Regions from separate parts of the Homo sapiens genome. Here region 1 is linked to region 2. A link is a contact called in ENCODE Hi-C or POLR2A ChIA-PET data. All regions are on one chromosome and are shown on one strand. Each heading gives the region's core, a stretch centred on a gene start or an enhancer-like site at or near the end of the contact. The rest is flanking DNA. Distances are from core to core; before and after follow the strand shown.

Region 1 (3,233 bases), core at 703-3,202, 41 kb after region 2:
GAGACGGGAAAAGAGAAGCAGCACAGCAGAGGTGCTGAGCACTAGCATGGCCCTCGAGGCTGCTGTGCCCTCCACTGCTACTTCAATTACATGAAAAGCTGCAGCATCTTTCTCAACAATGGGAGCCCATTATTCTCTCGTCTTTCATAAGCGAGTTTGTGATGGGCTCTGACACACATGGCCGAAAGGGCCCTGCCTAATGCACTTTCTGATGCCAGCAGGTGCCAGTTTGATTTGTGAATACAGATGAGACATCCCTCCAGGAACTTTAGGAAATAGCATAAGGACACTTTGAGGAAGACCCATTTCCTGCAGGCAAGCAGGATGAAGTCTTCTGCCATAATAATTTGGATTATAAAAGGGAAGTATGACCTTGTTTGGATATCATAAGCTGGTGAGCCAGAAATATGTAGGCTATTCTCTCAAAAATTCATACACATCTCTTACCAGATTGGCTTCTGGCTGGACCTCCTGCCCCCGGCCCAGGCCCCAGGCCATCAGACCTGCTTAGAAACTTGTCTGAAACTGAGCCATGGAGGTCGCCTGAGCTGGATGCACCATCTACCTCACCCAACTCAACAGAGAGAAGTTCCTGCAAGAGAATTGTGAGGTTTTAGTGGACAGGTGAATGTAGAGCAGGAGAAATAATCAGGAGTAGCATCAAGATTGGAGACTGGGGAGGCAGGTGTTTGGTGAATCCATTAACCTAGAGAAAAGATTATTAAGGGAAGAGGAGGTATGTGGGAGAGACTAACTTAGAGTTAGATGTATTACACACACAGTAGGTGCAGAACGCCTGGCTCTACTGTGTCTGCTGTTTCAGGAGGTGCTTGGAAACATAGGTCTCCCTCTCAGAAAAGAGCTCCAGGCCAGCACATACACATGTGTATGTGTGTGTGTCCCCTTACAGAGCAGAATAACCCACATCAATAAGCAGTCAGTTCTAGACAGATTCAGATTCTGGGACATTAGTATTCCTGACTATTTCTATCCTCCTCAAAGCATCAGGCCATGGAGATGCCCCTGGAATCCCATCACAAGTGTATGTGAAGTAGAAGTAGACGTCACTGGAGTGTAGGTGAAATAGAAGCCATGAGGGTTGAATAAAATTGCTTAAGAAGAGCATTATATTGGTTTCCCAGGGCTACTATAACACATTACCATAAAGCAGGGTAGCATGAAACAACAGAAATTTATTCTCACACAGTTTCGGAGGCCAGAAATTTGAAATCAAGGTGTCAGCAGGGCTGTGCTCCCCCTGAAGTCCCTAAAGAAGGACCCTTCCTTGACTCTTCCTAGCTTCTGGTAGTTGCTGTCCATCCTTGCCATTCCTTGGCTTCCATCTGCACCACTCCTATCGCTACCTCCATAGCCACATGGCCTTCTTCCCTCTGTGCCTTCCTATCTCTGTGTGCCCTCTCCTCTTCTTACAAGCACATTGGTCACATTAGATCTAGGGCCCACTCTAATCCCATAGGACCTCATCTTAACTATTTATATCTGCAAGATCCTAGGTCCAACTGAGGTCACATTCTGAGGTTCTCAGTTGGATCTGAATTTGGGGTTGGGGAGTGCTATTTAACCCACTATAATGGTGAAGAGAGAAAAAGAGAAAGCTAAAGGCAGAATCATGAGACGCACGAACATTCTGGTCGTTAGTAGGGAAGTGTTAGCAAAGGAAAGAGAAAGAGAGAGAGAGAGACCACATTCCTAGCTGCTGAGAGGCCGGGTGGGGATGCAAGCAGGTAACTGTGTGTGACCATCAGAAAACACTGGTAACGGCAGTTGGGTGACTAACTAATATATTTCACCCAGGACTAGAGTGGCAGTCCAGGATGCAGAACTTTCGGTGCTAAAACCCAACAGTACCAAGCACACTGGAATGGTTGGACACTCTACCTGGGAACCAGCAGTTCTATTAGAACTGAATGTGGGGAGAACGCACGGCTGAAGCTTAATGGCTTGGGGAATGAGTAAGCCTTAAGAAATGTACTTGCCTGGGGCGTGATTCTGGTTGCGTTGTTTTTCTGACAATTCAACCACATTTGGAATTTTCTTACGTAGGATATGGGCTTGAGTTTTTAATTTAAAGTCTTCGGGTAAGGTCAGCTCAGTCCCTAACCACCGGACATCGTGGAACAACCAAGTTATTGGAGATTAAAGTGTCCTTCAACTGTCATGAATGCCACTCTGACCCTCCTTGTCTGGAGGGGACCTCCAGGGCATGCTATTTAAATGAACCCAATTTTGAAAGTTCACCTATCTCTACTGAATGTGATAGCTATCTTGCTCTGCCTTCAGAGCACTTATCTTCAAAGTATTCAGCGCCAGGCAAAAGCCTTGATTTTTCCTTGAAAAAGAAATTGTCAGGATGTCTGAATCCATCCAGACCTTTGCATGTGTGATTTCATTATTCATAGTCAGCATTCCTCTTCTGGCTTTTGATCTGTAGTTTACAGAATGTGTGCATAAGGAGGCTCTCTTTCCCATAAACTGATCTCTTTACCCTCTCAGCCCGGAATAACTTTCCATTTATTCTTTTGATAAAGCGTTGATGCCGTGAGCCAGCATACATTAAATTTATCATGATACAAACACAGCACTACACTCTTATCCAGCCCAGATCAGCAACCAGATCACTGCCAGTGCCCCTCAAGTGTCTCTGATGATGAACAGCAAAGGGGACCTGTGGAATTTCTCACGACCATCAAATCTGAAGAAGGAATTCTTCTGAGAGCAGTTTGCAAAGTCTATCACCAGTATCCTGACTCTATTATTAGCTTGCAAGGTAGTTAAAGATATCTTCTCAGCCTTGACTCACTAATAAGCACTTTTAAATATATATCAAAAAGCCCTCTTAATTAAAATGCTTCAACTGCTTTCTACCTCTCTTCTGATAAATGCCAATATCATTAACATGGCTGCTCAGAACCCTGCCTGCCTCTCCAGTCTTGCCTGGCCCCAGACTCCTCTTTCCCTTCTGCTACTTCCCCTAAGTTGAATATTTTTCATTCTTCTTTCACCTGCTTATCTCCTACTCATCCTTCTCTTGTCATGTCAATTATCACTTTCTTGAGGAAGCTTTTCCTAACCCACCCCATGTCCCATCCACCTACTTGCCCCTGATCCCCAGGATACGTTAGAGACCTTTGCTTTCACAGAACTGCTACCAAGTCAAGATAGGCTGACATGTGACCATAGCAAGCACCACCAAAACCTCAGGGTGGATGAAT
Region 2 (3,484 bases), core at 795-3,294:
CTTCAGCGTAAAGTCAAAAGTGGAGGGAAGTTTAGTAAGGAAAAAATGTTGGGCTTGGAATACATTGTTTAGTCTTCAAAGCACTTTACTTTTTATGAAATATATTTTAGACATTCAGCAAATATTGAATACTTACTATATCAGGCAGTAAAGATATAAATTCATTCTTAAAATGTGCAACATGTTCAAACTGAAAAAAATACATTCTTAAACAGGAAACTTTTTCCTTCATACTTTTTAATTAACAAGACATATAAGAGTTGCATTAATGGGCGTGCTTATGATTGATCACCCAGCAGCATCATTAGAAATAATATATTTTATTCATGTGCAGAAATCTTTTGGTTGTCCTGGGGAACCTTGAACACAGAAAAGAGCTTTTATTGATAAGGTAATTGAACACACTTGACAATTAGCTTAATATGGTTTAATACCATTTGTGGGAGAAGATGAATCAGCCAGGCTCTTTACGTCAAGAATATGAAGTTTCTCTTGAGTCAACCAACTTAAGATGAGCTACGGAGACTGCAGTGAAAAGTTAAATATCCAAGTACACCAGCCAATTTCACACAGTGGAACCATGCTGTCCTCGGGCACCCTGCACCTCGCCCAACAGTCATCAACTAGATGGAGGCTCCTGGCTGCAAGGAGGATTTGATGGGAATGAGTAAATGTGTCAGCATAGTCCGTCCCTTCTAATGGAAAAGCAACCCAAAGAGCAAATCCTATTAATGGCTGGATCAGTATCATCTACTTGTCAAAAACATTCCATGAATTATGAGTCAAAATTTTATTTATGGTGGCATTACACACATTAAGAGATGAGGACTTCTGTTAGCATAATTTATTAGCTGGAAAAGTTGAGAAGGTTCTCTGGACTCATTTTTATAGGTGGAACCTAAGTGATCTGGATAATTGCCCACCAGCAAAATTGCTGGGCATGGTGGACAAAGAAAATGTTCCTTCTAATGATTTTTTATGAGCTGAGTAGCTATTGTTCCCAGCTGAGTGCTCTTTTCCTCTTTTTATTGTTGCTGAGCAAAAGAATTTATAAAAAGCTCTTTCTTTTGTATTAAAAACCCTGCTCAATTGAAATGCAAGTTCATTAAGTAATCTTCATTTCTCTTCCTGCCATAATAACCCTTTCCCTCTCTGTTCGATTCAACAGTATCTAGCAGCACTGCTCCAAATTTTAAGTCTGAACAGACTATATTACATAGATGTAGAGAAATACTCAATCTTCAGCATTAAGAGGGAGCTTAATTTCACACGGGTGGAATATGATCACTCAGGCTAGATGTTGGCCATAAATTTCAAATTAGTATCTCAACTTAGCAGGGGGGATCAACAGTGGCAAACTTCAATTATGACAGGATAAAAATCACATAGAGATATTGGTTCAATATGGACATCTAAACTATAATGCTAAAAGCCAATAATTAGAATAAGTTCATTTTAAGAAAAGCATTAATAATATTAGCTAACGTTTAGTACCTGTGCCAAACATTCTACCTATGTTACCTTGATTTTCATAGCCAGCCTAAGAGGTACTATTATGTATCCCCATTTTACAGGTTAAGAAACAGGCTCAGAGGAGTTTAGGATCTTTTCCAAGATTACATAGCCAGTAAGTGGTGGCACTAGGAACCAAATTCAGACTCTGAATCGCATGCTGTTTATATTATATTGCACTCATTCTAAATATGTGGGAATCAGAATGAAGGGGCTTGTATGACTTTTGGCTCATTTTTTGATGCATGTGACCTGGGATTATAAATGTGAAATTAGGTTTACGAAAGGATCCAGTGTCATTGTGCATCATGGGCAAGGAGTACCTAATCTCTTTAATTCTTCCCTGGAAGCTTACGATGTCCATCCAAGTGCACATAGCAAAAGTTCTGTTGTAAAGTTTAGCAGAGTGACTTTCTTTGACTCAGAGTGATGACGGAGGAAGCTTTGATAAGATTTTATCTGAAATGTTCATGGACAAGAGCTTTCAAGGAGAACATCCAGAGCAAGGTTCTGAAGACAGCTCATGAAGGTGAAGCAGCAGACCTGGCACAAGAAATGAAGAGAGAGCTCAGTGTATTAAAGATGAAAACAAGAAAACCGAATATATTGAAAGGAGCAGAGAGGCAATGAAAACAAGACAACTGAAATGAGGTAACTTGCAGCAATTGAAAGGGAATTTCAGTACTTTTATAGAATTCTTAAAAATTGTTTCCTGCTGTTTATTTTCAATTTTGAACAGGGTTATTTGTCCATGCCATACTTTTTTTGCCAAATTCCAAAATTGTGTATAGTTCTATAGTTGTCTGGTGGAGTCAATGGAACTTTAGTTACCAGTCTAAGAATGTGTCTTTGAGATTGTCCAGTTAATTCTCTATTTCCAGTAGCTGTAATAAATGGTGAAAAGGTTTCTGACTCCTGGAGAAAGTTTCTAACTCCTTATGACTAATATTCATAACAGACTTGTGAGTTCCTTGAACATGGATACACCTATATGCAAGAGTGTATTCCAAAGCTAACTCAGTGATCTTTCCATTTATCTATTCTTGGATTAGTGGTGCCTTTGCTCTTTCCTTCTGTAAATGTGAATAGTTAAGAGTTGACTGCAGAAGTGTTTACACTTTGGCTTCCATGCCTCTGGAATGTTTGTGCTTTGGTGGTGAGATGTGAGACTATATTTGTATAGTCTGCATCTCTCAGGCTGCCCCAGAATGTTGTACAGTGCAGTGCTGAAGAAAGCAGCAGGTACACACAGAAATGCAGCCTTTCCTGGTTAACCCTGCTTGGATCTGAGTTACACTTTGTTTCCTGACTTCTTGGGACTTAGGTAATCAGTTTGCCTTCTACTCTATCTCATTTTGTACTCGCTTACATACTACATTCTTGTTTGGGCTTTCGTTTCTTCTTGTAAGCAGAGATTTTTTAAAATCCAATATGTGAAAATACGGATGCACTACAATTAAATAAATAAAATGCTGTTGTGTTTGTTTTGCTTTAAAATTGTAAAGGATAAACAATAAGATAGTTTTATCTATGTGGTTTTCCCGATGCAGTTAAAATAAAACCTAATCTGCTAAAATTGAATTTACACTCAATTTTTCTGTTGTATAATTCTTGAAGAACACCTCATGTGTTGTACAACTTCATCTACATTGTGAACTCTTTTATTTATTGAAAGTCTATCTTAGTCTTTCACTTTTTCTACACTTCCCTTTACTTCCTCATGAGATGCTCAGCCCAGTTGTCCCTCAGGACACAGTATCGATTGGTTCACTTTTAAAAGCAACTGTTAGAAACCCAAATCATAGACATGTGAATTTTCTCAGAAGCCATTATTGAAACTTGGATTTTTACCTCTCATACCAAAATAAAGAAGGGAAAAAATAGAAATCAGCCCAACAATACTTTTAAATTGATTTTTATATTTATGTTGTAATGCAAATACCAAAGAAAAGTGCCTAGTTCCTTGGTTTAT

The links. Hi-C counts contacts between places; a loop is a spot of excess contacts on that map. ChIA-PET counts read pairs that join two places held with the same protein, here RNA polymerase II (POLR2A).
Region 1: a map of transverse colon shows a loop between it and region 2 (9-fold over the local background). The contact joins the enhancer-like site here to the promoter of LINC00400 in region 2. A Hi-C loop is called at or near these places in 1 of 168 maps with a recorded cell type or tissue (transverse colon) and 1 of 37 single-sample maps with no recorded cell type. POLR2A ChIA-PET finds 5 or more read pairs at or near these places in 2 of 52 experiments (H1 and IMR-90).

The regions. Positions count from the first base shown.
Region 1 is chr13:43,151,904-43,155,136 of GRCh38, forward strand. All of the region lies in intron 1 of LINC00400 (long intergenic non-protein coding RNA 400), which reads left to right. Among named protein-coding and RNA genes, the nearest start is that of LINC00400, 40 kb to the left of the region's middle. RefSeq lists an enhancer at 1,809-2,332. Within about 2 kb of position 1,953, at least 3 of the 41 ENCODE cell types and tissues checked have a DNase peak (open chromatin) inside an H3K27ac peak, as active enhancers do.
Region 2 is chr13:43,111,121-43,114,604 of GRCh38, forward strand. LINC00400 (long intergenic non-protein coding RNA 400) reads left to right here and starts at 2,045. Exons shown (of 3, transcript NR_047013.1): 1 at 2,045-2,163. It overlaps DNAJC15 (DnaJ heat shock protein family (Hsp40) member C15), which reads left to right. Exons shown (of 6, transcript NM_013238.3): 6 at 1-3,093.